Linked DNA regions of Homo sapiens: regions 1, 2 and 4 are each linked to region 3. The links are chromatin contacts, found by Hi-C in ENCODE. All regions are on one chromosome and are shown on one strand. Each heading gives the region's core, a stretch centred on a gene start or an enhancer-like site at or near the end of the contact. The rest is flanking DNA. Distances are from core to core; before and after follow the strand shown. Region 1 holds the start of VANGL1 (VANGL planar cell polarity protein 1). Region 2 holds the start of MAB21L3 (mab-21 like 3). Region 3 holds the start of MAN1A2 (mannosidase alpha class 1A member 2). Region 4 overlaps TBX15 (T-box transcription factor 15).

Region 1 (2,800 bases), core at 7-2,506, 1.7 Mb before region 3:
TGTCTTCTCAAGGAAATGTGACATATGCGAGAGAAAATGGAGTCTAGAAGGGATGAGGAAGAGGTGATCAAGGGAGTGAGGGGTTCTTGGAGCCAAGGTTCCCTGATTAAGGCTAGTCAGGGTGGGCCTGCATTTCCCCACCCCAAATGCCCGCAATACTCCTGTAGACAACTCTTAGGAAATTCAGCACTTCATTATACACTGCTTCCACTGGAAAATCCTGCCACGTAAGCAGCTTTGGGTCCCAGCTAGATTGGAGATGATCAGTAAGGAACCCTAATGCTACCAACACAAGACAACTAAGAAAAGTGCAAATATTCATGAAAATCGTTGCCAACTGTTTTGTAATCCTCACCACAATCCTGCAAGGTGGACAGCAGCATCCTCACCACTTTTCAGACAGGTAAACAAAGGCTCAGAAAGGAAACAGTACCTGGTTGGAATCAGCACTGAAGCTTCAGCTACCTGCCTGCAGAGATGTGCTCATCTAGCAGTTTCTAGGAGACTAGGCTGGCGGCAGTGCCTGCTCTGATAAGGGAGGAGGAGGGGAGAGGCTTGCTGTGGTGGCTTGTAGGGGGTGTGTGTGTGTGTGTGTGTGTGTGTGTGTGTGTGTCTATTTGTGGGGTCATTTCCAGGGCTACATGTGAGTTTAAGTGTGTGTATATGGGTTGAGATATGGTGTATATGGATATTTGTCGGTCAGTTCTTGGAAAGTGTGTATATGAGTGTGTGTTGAGTGGGGTTGGGGGGTTAGTCCCTGAGCCGTGTGAATATGTGGATGGGGGCACTCGTGAGGGCAAATGGGCTCGGATTTTGTGCATGATTGTGTGTGTGTGTGTGTGTGTGTGAGCTTGAGATTCCAAGTATGTGGGGGAGGGAGGGGGCGGTGTCGGAGATCAATCCCTGGGCCATGTGTTTATAGTGTGTGTGTCTGCCCAGAAGAGAGTGGGTTACTGGGCTGTGCACGTCTGTGTAGGGTGAGTGTGTGTATGAGGGTGAATGAGTGTGGGAGGTGTCATTCCCTGGTCCGTGTGTAAGAGTGTGACCGCGCACGCCTTCGTGTGTGTCCCGGGTGTGTGGGGTCGGGGCGGTGACGAGGTGAGGGGGACGCCGGCCGAGCCCCGCCCTCCGCTGCAGGTGGGCCGGCCCCGCGGCGGGGCCGGCAGCGCTAGCTGTTCTTGGCTCGCGGCCGCGCCGGGCTCGCAGGGCTGGGCTCGGGCTGCGGGGCGGCGCCGGGACAGGAAGCGGAAAGCAGCAGTGCAGCGGCGGCGGCGGCGGGGCTCTGCCTCTCCAGGAGCCCAGCGCAGGCCGCAGAGCCGGGGCCGCTGTGAGCCGAGACCGCGGGCCGCGGAGCTCGGGCGGCCGGCGCGGAGGTGAGTCCCGCGAGAGGCCGAGCGCTGCGCGGCGGCGGTCCCCGGGGCAGACCGTTGGCTGGGAGACGCCCCCACCTCGGACCCCGCGTGCCCCTGCGCCCTCCTCCCGCATTCGCCCCGCCGGACTTCGACCCCGGGTGGCCGGCTCCCGCCTCGGGCCGGGGGCTCCCTCCCCTCCTCCGGAGCGCTCCGGGTAGTGCTTCCTCTGACTCCACTCTTCTCCCCATGCGTTGCGCCCCTCCTGGCCCTGCCGTGCGATCTCCGCCGCACCCCACTCCTTGGGGTCCCGGGGTTCCCTGCTCACACCTCGGACGTCCCTTTCTCCCCGGGCTGGCCTTTGGAGTGCGCCCCTTCGGTGCGCGTGCCGGGGCGGCGGGCAGGCCGGCAGGGAGTGGCCGAGCGTTGGAGGCACCGGGCGGCTGCAGCAGCCGTGCAGGGCGGGAGCCGGGCGCGCACCGGGGTTCCCACCCCTGGCGGGGCTCGACCCGGGCGCCGCCTGGCCCTTCGCCAGGAACCGGGACAGAGCTGGTCTGTGTGCACACCTCGCTCACAAAAAATTGAGCCGGCCCTGGAGGCCTGGGGGGCGAGTCCGGTTGCGCCTCGGAGAGCGCAACAGGCAGGTAGGAGTTTACTTTCAAAAACGCCGGGGTGGAGCAGAGGCGCCTGGCGGGTCTCTGCCCAAGGTGTCCCTGCTGGAGGAAATCTCACCGCGCCGGGGCAGCCTTCGCCACCGGCAGGACCTCATTTCCTTCTGCAGTCTTTGAACTGCCCCAAGCATCGCGCCTAGAGAAGTGTGAAGCTTTATAAAAATTTAAACGCGTCCGTGGTGGCGGCAGCAGTGGGGCGGAGCCGCGGCCTGGCTGCTGTGTGATGAGCAGATGAGACTTGGAGCTGAGGAATCTGTTGCTCAGTTTTCACTTCTCCAAACCAGGTCTAATGCCCACGCTGCGAAGGTGTTGTGAGCTCTCTTAGATTCTCCTTAGGAAGTGTTAGAGCGCCTTATGATGATGATTGTGTAGATGGCCCATGCATTTTGTTAAAACTCTTGACCTGGCTTTGGTTAGAAATGAATGTATTCTTAGACACTTAGTCCAAAAGCTAACAAACTGTAAAAGAATCTGGCATTTTCACTGACATGTTTATAAATTTTACGGGGCTGCTGAAAAATATTATAACTTGTATCACCAGTCAACAATGCTAATTAGCATTCTCCCGTCAGTGGGTGGGTTGAGTACACAGCTCCCAGGCTCTGCAAGTGAGATGGCAGAAATTGTCTGAATACAGGGAGAGGTAATTAGCCATTTTCTGTAACCACTAATTATAGAGTTTTTAGGGTTGAATTAAATCAATGTGATATAGTTGGGGCTTTGATTTGTGGGAGGAAACTGTTTCTTTTTCCAGTTCAAAGAAATAACACGCTTCACCTA
Region 2 (2,756 bases), core at 79-2,578, 1.3 Mb before region 3:
AGAGTTTGTAATCCTGCAAACTTTAACAAATTTGTATATTTAAGGTTGATTTTGATCAAGCTAACCTTCCTCCTTCTTGGAATTAAAATCTCAGACACTAAGTAAATCAGTAACAAACACTTCTGCTGGTAAACCAGGGCTAGCATTATCTCCCCGGGACTTCTCAGATTGGCAGCGTAGGGTTTTGCATGCCTTGTTAACCTGACTTGTAATAAGTTCTTAGTCTTCACAATGGAAACTGAGCCAAAGCAGGTTTACATTTCCGTACTTGCATTTGGTGTGAGTCATGAGAAAGGAGAATATTTATTTTCTGAGGAAGGAAGAGAACCTGAGCTAACTTTGAATTTCCTCAGTGGCCTAGCATACAAGTGCCTTAGGCTTACTGTAATTCAATCCTTTTGCGAATCCTATATCCAATTACCCAGATATCTACATCTAAAAAAAGCTTGTCTTCATCAAACTGTCAGACAGGAGCTGTCAGAGAGTCTATTTGTGGGACTGCCCTGTATTTCAGAGCATTTGCCCATAAGGAGCTAAATCATGGAGTAGGGAATTGGGTTGTGCCCCCACAACACACCTATTCCCTGGATATGACATCCTGGTAAAATCGGACTGTGTAGCTTCCCTGAGCACATGATTATTTCTTCGTTTCCTGATTGCTCAGTTGGCCCTGTTGGTTGCTTTCCCTGCTCACAGCCGGCAATTGTCGCTGGATCGTAGGGCAAGAGAATATTCCAGTTATAACATTTTGATCAGCTGCGGTACTGGAGCAATCAAGATAGGGCAGCCACAGGTGCAAAAATAATGAAAGTTTGTGCATCTGATGACAGGTGTCTGGGGTAACCCTCGAACATTAGGAAAGACCCCACCGGAGGAAAGGGACTCACAAGTTAATGATTACAGTGAAAGCAGAAGTAACAACAAAAATGAGCACATGAGAGAAACAGTGGGACTTTCGTAATGTTGAAAATGAGGTGGAGAGAGAATTCTAAATTGCAAGTTCAGAGAAAGAGGCTCTTGCTGTCTGTGAAAAACAAATAGTTTGGCACTACTATGATAAGAAAAGCCCAGGGAATAAGATTCTGAAAAATTTGGGAGCACTTGATATCAAAAGAAGGAGATTTAGAATTACATATAGAAACAAATGGAAAATCAAGGCTGTTTTGAGGGGTGCTATCAGAGGGTCATTGGAGAGGATGTAGCTTTACAATATTTATATCAGGCTGTGCATTGGCAGGAGTTCTGTAGAAGTTGGACTGAAAGCTGGAGGTAATGACGTGGGTGGGGCACAGAGCAGCTAGGGAGCTCTGATGCGGCTTTTGCTTGGGGCAGAGTATGGGAAGATATGCAAACGCTGAGGCCCCAAATAGTGCAGTGGCCTTTGTGGGCAGCACTTACAGGTGGGCTTGGAAACACTTGCCTTTGGAACATTGTTTAAAAGTAAGTAGTGCTCCCAGAAGGGCTGTAATTTCTTTAGATTATCTGATAGCAGACTCCGTGATGTTTACCAGCTTCAAGGAGATCAGACCATTGTGAAATTTTTTTTTTTTTTCTGTAGTAAAACTAGCCCCAGCCAGCCCAACTGGGAATTTACTGCCTGAGCTGTTTTCCAACATAAGTTTTGCTGGCAAAACCAGACGTGAGTGTTCCCTCGACTCTAAAGGGACCTGTTTACACTGACTTTATTTTTACTGCCAGCTTTCAAGTTGGAAGAGGGAAATTACGTTTAAAGGTCAGCAGGTGAGCAGAAGGATTCCTGACCAGCCATTCCTGTGGGTGTGTGCCCGTGTGCACTCTGTGTACGTGTGTGTGCCTGTGTATATGTGTGTGCCTGTGTGTACGTGTGTGCCTGTGTATATGTGTGTGCCTGTGTGTACGTGTGTGCATGCTTTTCTAAATGCCAACCGTTGTGCTCTGCGCTGGCTGACAAGACCTGATCACTTGTTTGCGGGCATAATGATGGGTGTCAGGCTGGTTGTTGGGCAGTTTCCTATTTGTTTATTGTAAAGAAGGTAAATCAATCCGTGGGATTTTCTGGCTTGGAGAGCAAGGGGTGTTTACTGTCAACAGGATAAGGACCAGGAGATATAAGATACTGAGTTCCACGGTGCATCTAGTGTTGGGACAGGAGCATAAAAGGTGGGGAGAAGCCAACTACAGGGTATTTCTGACTTGGATGGAACTTTTAAGTACTTGGGTGGGAAATACAATTTGGAAAATTGCTCTCTGGTGAAAGCACCAGTCAATGTAGCTAACTAAGGTATGATTAGGTTGGACTCAAATTCAATTTTATCAACTCTTCTTTTTAAATTCTTTTTTTTTTAATTTCCCAAAAGATGACAGATGGATTTTCACAATTTGGAAATAAAAACATGAGTGAAGGGTTCGGAAGGCAAGTCTCTGGTCCATTACACACTTCCAGAAAAACTTAGTACCCAGAGACTCACATTACTGGGAGTGCTATCTACTCACAAGTGTTGCACTCCATTGAGAAAAAAAAAAAAACCAGGAAGTTGCTGTTCTACTGAGGACTGACCAAGAAGCCATGAAATACCTTACTGTGGGAGACTTAGAAGATTGCCTACTGAATAAGGTAAGGACAGACCCGGTCTCTCCCATGAACCCCCTCCCCATTCACACTACTTCCAAACAAACCTTCGTCCAGAAAGGATCTCAGGCTCTTTCTAAAGACACATAAAATGCTCCTCAGAAAACAGACTGTCACCTATAACAATGTTTGGGGGCTTAACATATAT
Region 3 (2,841 bases), core at 325-2,824:
AATGAACATGAGACTTTTCTGCTTGATTTTTAAGCTAAGGCTGACTTACTCTCCTGACATTTAAGGGCCTCCTCTCCAATTCCCAGTCATCAGTAAAGGATGTGTACAGGGAATGACAATATTAGAACAAAAACAACCTGCAAGTAAATCGGATGCAAGAGTCTATGTATCTTGCAAGGAAATCTTTTGCACTTAATCACAACATGGCTCTCCTCAATACTACGGAGAACAGAATTGATTCAGATTGTTTTTAAGCCTGAACGTAAACAATATTGTCGCCTTTTTGGGTTTCAGCACCTCCTTATTCATCCATTTTCTCTTTTATGGGAAGGGGGTTGATGAGGTGTGTGAAGATGATAGAACGTGCCCCAGAAACTGAACAATGAAGAGACGCCTGTCATATCGGGGGTACCTAGATTCCTCTGAAAGGAAGCCCAGCTGAAGGAGCAGGGTCACCACTTTATTTTAAAAACGTAACATGGCACATGTTGGTGCTCTATTAATCGAGCCTCGGGGGCCCAATAACGTGAGCATGGGCTGCTGCGTGGAAGTTTGAGACCCTGTTGCTGAATCCTCGGGCCTGACGGTCTATCGCTGAAGACAAGACTTCCAAAGAATCACAGTAAACGTTAACCTAAGCCATCAGAAGCCATTAACTCCGGTGACACTACATTTCAGCGAAACCTTCGCGACCCAACCCCTCGCTCCCTCTCGCCCAAACGCTGGGTCAACCCCACGAACTGGCGGTGGCAAGGCCCTGGGCACCGGTGAAGTTCTCGTGGCAGCGCAGATCGGCGACCTTCTCTTCTTTCGCGCTCAGACGGCGGCGGCAGCAGTACGCTTTCGGGCTGCTGGAGCCGGCAGCGGCGCGAGGCCGGAGCCCGGGCAGCCAGGCTGGGTGGGGGAGGGGCGGCGGCAGCGGAGCCGGGAGCGTGCGCGCGCACCTCACACTCCGCCGCCCGGGGACGCCCACTCGCGAGCCGGGGCCGGTAGGCCGGCCCGGGTCCCATCGCCCCCGCCCTCCGGTTCCTCTCCGGCGTGAGCCCAACGGGTGTCGGCCCAGCAGCTGCTGCGCTCACCAGGCCTGGGGAGGCAGGGTACGGGGACCGGGCCGCAGCCCCGAGCGGCGTGGGCGCGCTGCCTCTCTGGCAGCCGCCGCCAGAGCCAGCAGCTGCGAGCCACCGGAGGCGGCGCGGAGGAGGCCCCCGCGGCCGGGCAGGAAGGAGACGCGGCCGACCTCTGCCCGCCCGAGGCGCGGCTGCTCCCGCGCGCCCAGGCCCTCCCGCCGCTCCAGGGCTGAGTGAGGAATGAGCCGGCGCCTACCCCGGGCTCTCGGAGCGTGGGCCCCGGCTCGGCTTCTTAGGCGCGAGGGCTCGGCCACTGCGGCCGGCGGCCTAGCTCGGGGAGCAGGCGCCGGGGTTCACTGAACCGGCCGCGGAGAGGAGGAGGAGGAGGAGGAAGAGGAGGAGGAGGAGGAGGAGGAGCTCGGCGGGGGCGGCCGCCGCGCCTCCCCTCCCCCAGGACACGCCGGGGCTTCTCAGTGGCCGCCGGAGGAGGAAGTTCCGCTCCCTGACAGACCCGTGCGGTAGCAACAGCGGCGGCGGCCGCGGCGGCTGGCCGGACTCAGGTGTTTCGGACGCTATTGCCCTTCGCGCCAGCCGTCGAGTGGGCAGCAGCGGGACTCAGCCGGGCGCCAGGTTCCTGCCAGGCAGCGCCGGGAAGCGCGGGCGGCCGAGAACTCCTTCCTGCTACTTCGCCCAGCGCCGCTGCTTCGGCTTCCCAGCGAAGTGGGAGACCTTCCTCCCTGTTTGCAGACGTCCGTGGGAGACCCTTATTTTTTCCACCGCTAAGGTTAAGAGATTCTGGAATAGAAGCGTCGAAGGAGATCAAGTGAACCTTCTACAACTCCTCGGATGTCGCCAGTCTCCCTTTCGGGGCGGAAGACTACGTTTGAGCATCTCACTGAGGTGCAGGAATGGAAGAACCCACCTTGCAGCTTTTCTGCAGTGTGGCTTGCCTGATCTACCCCTAGGAATGAAGAGGAGGCTTGTAATAATCCGATGAAGTACAGATGTTGAAGAGGATATCGCAGGACCTAAACTTGTGATCGTTTGGGGGAGGTCACACACGTTTCTGAGTGGGAATGGATGGGCGTGAATGACGTGCCCTCTTAAAAAGCACAACAGTCCTTTAAGAGGAGCAAAATTGAGTTTTCCCATTTTGGCCAAGATTTTGAAGACAGTTCAATGTATTCTACATTTGACATAAGATGAGAACTTTCTAAAGTATTCTCTCCAAGAGCGTAAACGATGACTACCCCAGCCCTGCTGCCCCTCTCTGGACGTAGGATACCACCTCTGAACCTGGGGCCGCCTTCCTTCCCACATCACAGGGCTACCTTGAGACTTTCTGAGAAGTTTATTCTTCTCCTTATTCTTAGTGCCTTCATCACTCTGTGTTTTGGGGCATTCTTTTTCCTTCCAGACTCTTCAAAACACAAACGCTTTGATTTGGGTTTAGAAGATGTGTTAATTCCACATGTAGATGCCGGTAAAGGGGCTAAAAACCCCGGAGTCTTCCTGATCCATGGACCCGATGAACATAGACACAGGTTTGTTTATTTCAGAAGTTCTGGTACTAACATTTGGCAGAGCAAGGTACGGTGATTGGATCGAATCTGTCTTTTTTTTTTCTTGCAGTAAAATGTAATTTTTCGAGTCATAAATATTGTATTGTTACTTCAAGACTGGCTGAATAAAACCATAGACTGGAGGGACTCTACCTCCAGTCTATGGTAGAGTCCATAGACTGGTAGGACTGGAGTCCTACCTAAGTCGTTCT
Region 4 (2,955 bases), core at 127-2,626, 1.5 Mb after region 3:
TAATGTACTGCACATTTCACAAAATGGTTTGAAATAAAAGTTTTTGGTTTATTTGAAAATTCTTACAGACAGAATACCAAAGATAACCCCTGGTAATCTGTCATTTGAATGTAAATAAATGCCCTCAAACTATAAAAAAAAAAAATCTATTAAAATAAACAGTCATTGCAAAGCCTACGCACTTATGAGACAGATGTGTCACATTTGTGGATTCAATACTGTCTATACAAGATGAAATTTTCTGATTGAATAATCTTAGATATAGCTGGTTTCCCTACCCATTTTGATTCTCTCCTAACTTTCCATAGGTAACAGCTTTTAATTTTATATAGGAGGAGTGAGAAAGAATTTCGAGAAAAGAAAGAAGTATCAACAAGAGAAATGACACAGTCTCTAAGGACATTTATAGCAGGAGCAAATGGTCCTATAAACTTCAGCAATAAGAGATTCACTATATAATAACCTAGTCATAGTGACTGAGGCTAAGTCATCAAGAAAGGGGTGTTCTGTAAACTCTCTTTTCTAAAGCAGGAAGCATCTGATATATTTTGGAACTATTTCCCAGGAGAAAAACAGTTACATTTTTTTTCACACTGTTTTAGCTCTTAAGGTAGTAATTTTCTGAAAAAATGTTATTTGTCTACAACTCCTTGTTTCCTGGGAATGAGAAATATATGAGATATCACTGCAGGTGCTGAAGCCACCTATAGATACTTATCAGAGAAAAATGGCAATCTTTTAATGATAATAAATTACCATAAAATTTGTTTTAAGTGACTCAATTACTAAATATGATGTGGGGAAGAAAACAGCATGAGGGATTTGATCTGGTGATTTAGACTATGCAACAAAGAATTTGATTCTTACGTTAGCTATCCATTTCTCTTTGCCGAAGTGTACACAGTGGCGGAGCATACAGGTGTTTTCTAAAAGGCAGGAGCCATCAACCATCAGCAGGATGTGAGGGAAGTAATGTCACATAGAAAAGAAGTGCCTCTTCCCCAGTGATTCTTACCTGTTTCTCCCAGAATCTCTGAATCCTTTAGCAAAAGGGTTTCGGTCAATTTTTAATCTGGTAATCTGGAAACAAACAAATAAGTATGAATTGCTTTTATATTAACTGATTTCTTTCTTAGTACTCCTAGAAAATTACAAAAATCACTTTTTTAATAACAGTTGTTGCTTTTATTTAATTTCCTTTCAGCTCAAGATTTAATTTGAAGCTGGATATAGAACTTGGCCTGGCACACAGATGTCTGACCCACCCGACTCACTTCTCTATAAAAACTAAAATTTGCCCAGTATGTGACTCTAAAAACTCTCTCCTACTCACCTTCCTTGCCCCAGAGTGGTGGTAAATCACTTGCCTAGACAGATATTGAAATGGAAAATTGGTCAATGGTCACGTCCATGGTACATGACACACGGGAGGCACTTAAAAAATGCTTGTTGAATGAGTGAGTAAACAAATGATGTGTAAGTGAGTTAATAATTAATAATGGACTCAGTCAATTCAGTTAGGTGGAATCAGACCACAAGACAATCTGCCTTAGCCTGAAAGACCCAAAAAATTGACTGCATTTGCCATTTCACTGAAGGCATGCCTTTCCTACCACTAGAAATTATTCATTTAATGACTTGAAATGTTCATGTAGAAGACAGAAAAAGCAGACTTTTGCCAGGGTCTTACCCAAAGGAAAATCTACAATGTGAGACTGAATGGGGCAGGATGCAGTACATGTTATCCAGTCTCCAAGACTCACAAGCAAATCAGAAACAAAGAGCCAGTTTCATAAGGCTGACCAAGCTAGCACATCCAATTGTGTCACCAGCTTGGTCCTCAGGGGCCATGTGGTTCAACCCCCACTCAATGCATAAGTCCCCATCCATTGCATCCTATCTTAGTTCTGGCAAACCCTGCCATGGTTGTATATATTGCCCTCATGCCTGTAGACTAGAACAAGCCTGAACAACATATGTCACATGCACTCTAGTGTTTCCACTTTCAGCCTTGGTACCTTTGTGTCTGAATTGTTAATGACTCACTACATGCAAGCAATGGAGACTTAGGCATAGGTGCTAGGGAGCTCAGGAAGGAAGGAAGGCACTCCCAATGCAAGGTGATTCTAGAAATAAGGGAATCTCATTATTTAAGACCATCTTCATATTTTTGATAATTGTAGAACGTATCACTAGGACAGCTAAAGTTGTTTCCTACATTGCAAATCTTTCCTAGTTCTCTTTCACCTCATTTTATCAGAGTGGAATTTCCCAAGACCGCAGTCTTTAAAGGTCTTTCAAAGCAATGTGAGATTCTGACAAACAGACTCTGACTTGAAAGAGTCTTCCAGGCTTCAAGGTTATTTTCTTCCTAAATATTCCTTGCCTTTAAAATTGCACACTAATTATGCAGCACCAACAATGTAGCAAAAGCAATTTTACATGTATTTTATAGACCATAGCAGGAGTCTAAAGGTTTGGCTTTCTAAAGTCGAGTGTCTGCCATATGAATACTGTATTGAGTTTAAAGAGTGTCACTGCTTTTCTGTGTTTGACCGAAAATCAGTTCTTTCTTCCTCCATAATCCACAGCAATAAACCATGCACCATATTTTCTTTTCAAGTTGGAGTTATAATATTTTATTTTCTCTTTCAAGTTGGTTTATCCTGTCCAACTCATTTATGATAGGGATTTCTGACACATGACTGTGATACCATGTTTTGGGGGTCTCCACAGACCCCTGTAAATATAACAGCACTCTACTTCATGGGCCCGGGGGAAATGGTTAAAAATATATTTCCCACAGCTCATTGGATCCCAGGCCAATGGGTATGCATGGAAATTTAATAGCAAATGTCTCAAGTGTTAGAAAAAAACAATATCTGTACACTTGTTTTAAAGCTTTTAATGTGAGAATTAGGGAGCTTTATGAAGAGAGTGGTTGTGCCACTTATC

Evidence for each region. Hi-C counts contacts between places; a loop is a spot of excess contacts on that map. Pooled maps may share reads with other maps.
Region 1: a pooled map shows a loop between it and region 3 (11-fold over the local background). The contact joins the promoter of VANGL1 here to the promoter of MAN1A2 in region 3. A Hi-C loop is called at or near these places in 3 of 37 single-sample maps with no recorded cell type and 9 of 50 pooled maps.
Region 2: a loop to region 3 is called in a map with no recorded cell type, with 5 times the contacts of the local background. The contact joins the promoter of MAB21L3 here to the promoter of MAN1A2 in region 3. A Hi-C loop is called at or near these places in 2 of 37 single-sample maps with no recorded cell type and 2 of 50 pooled maps.
Region 4: a map with no recorded cell type shows a loop between it and region 3 (8-fold over the local background). The contact joins the enhancer-like site here to the promoter of MAN1A2 in region 3. A Hi-C loop is called at or near these places in 2 of 37 single-sample maps with no recorded cell type and 2 of 50 pooled maps.

The regions. Positions count from the first base shown.
Region 1 is chr1:115,640,714-115,643,513 of GRCh38, forward strand. It overlaps VANGL1 (VANGL planar cell polarity protein 1), which reads left to right and starts at 1,257. Exons shown (of 8, transcript NM_138959.3): 1 at 1,257-1,373. RefSeq lists a silencer at 989-1,978 and an enhancer at 1,114-1,872.
Region 2 is chr1:116,110,071-116,112,826 of GRCh38, forward strand. It overlaps MAB21L3 (mab-21 like 3), which reads left to right and starts at 1,329. Exons shown (of 8, transcript NM_152367.3): 1 at 1,329-1,440; 2 at 1,559-1,740; 3 at 2,337-2,593. The coding sequence starts at 2,546.
Region 3 is chr1:117,365,875-117,368,715 of GRCh38, forward strand. MAN1A2 (mannosidase alpha class 1A member 2) reads left to right here and starts at 1,575. Exons shown (of 13, transcript NM_006699.5): 1 at 1,575-2,611. The coding sequence starts at 2,310. RefSeq lists a silencer at 811-1,630 and an enhancer at 2,501-2,640.
Region 4 is chr1:118,913,100-118,916,054 of GRCh38, forward strand. TBX15 (T-box transcription factor 15) reads right to left here. Exons shown (of 8, transcript NM_001330677.2): 6 at 1,016-1,080. Among named protein-coding and RNA genes, the nearest start is that of TBX15, 74 kb to the right of the region's middle. Within about 2 kb of position 1,377, at least 2 of the 41 ENCODE cell types and tissues checked have a DNase peak (open chromatin) inside an H3K27ac peak, as active enhancers do.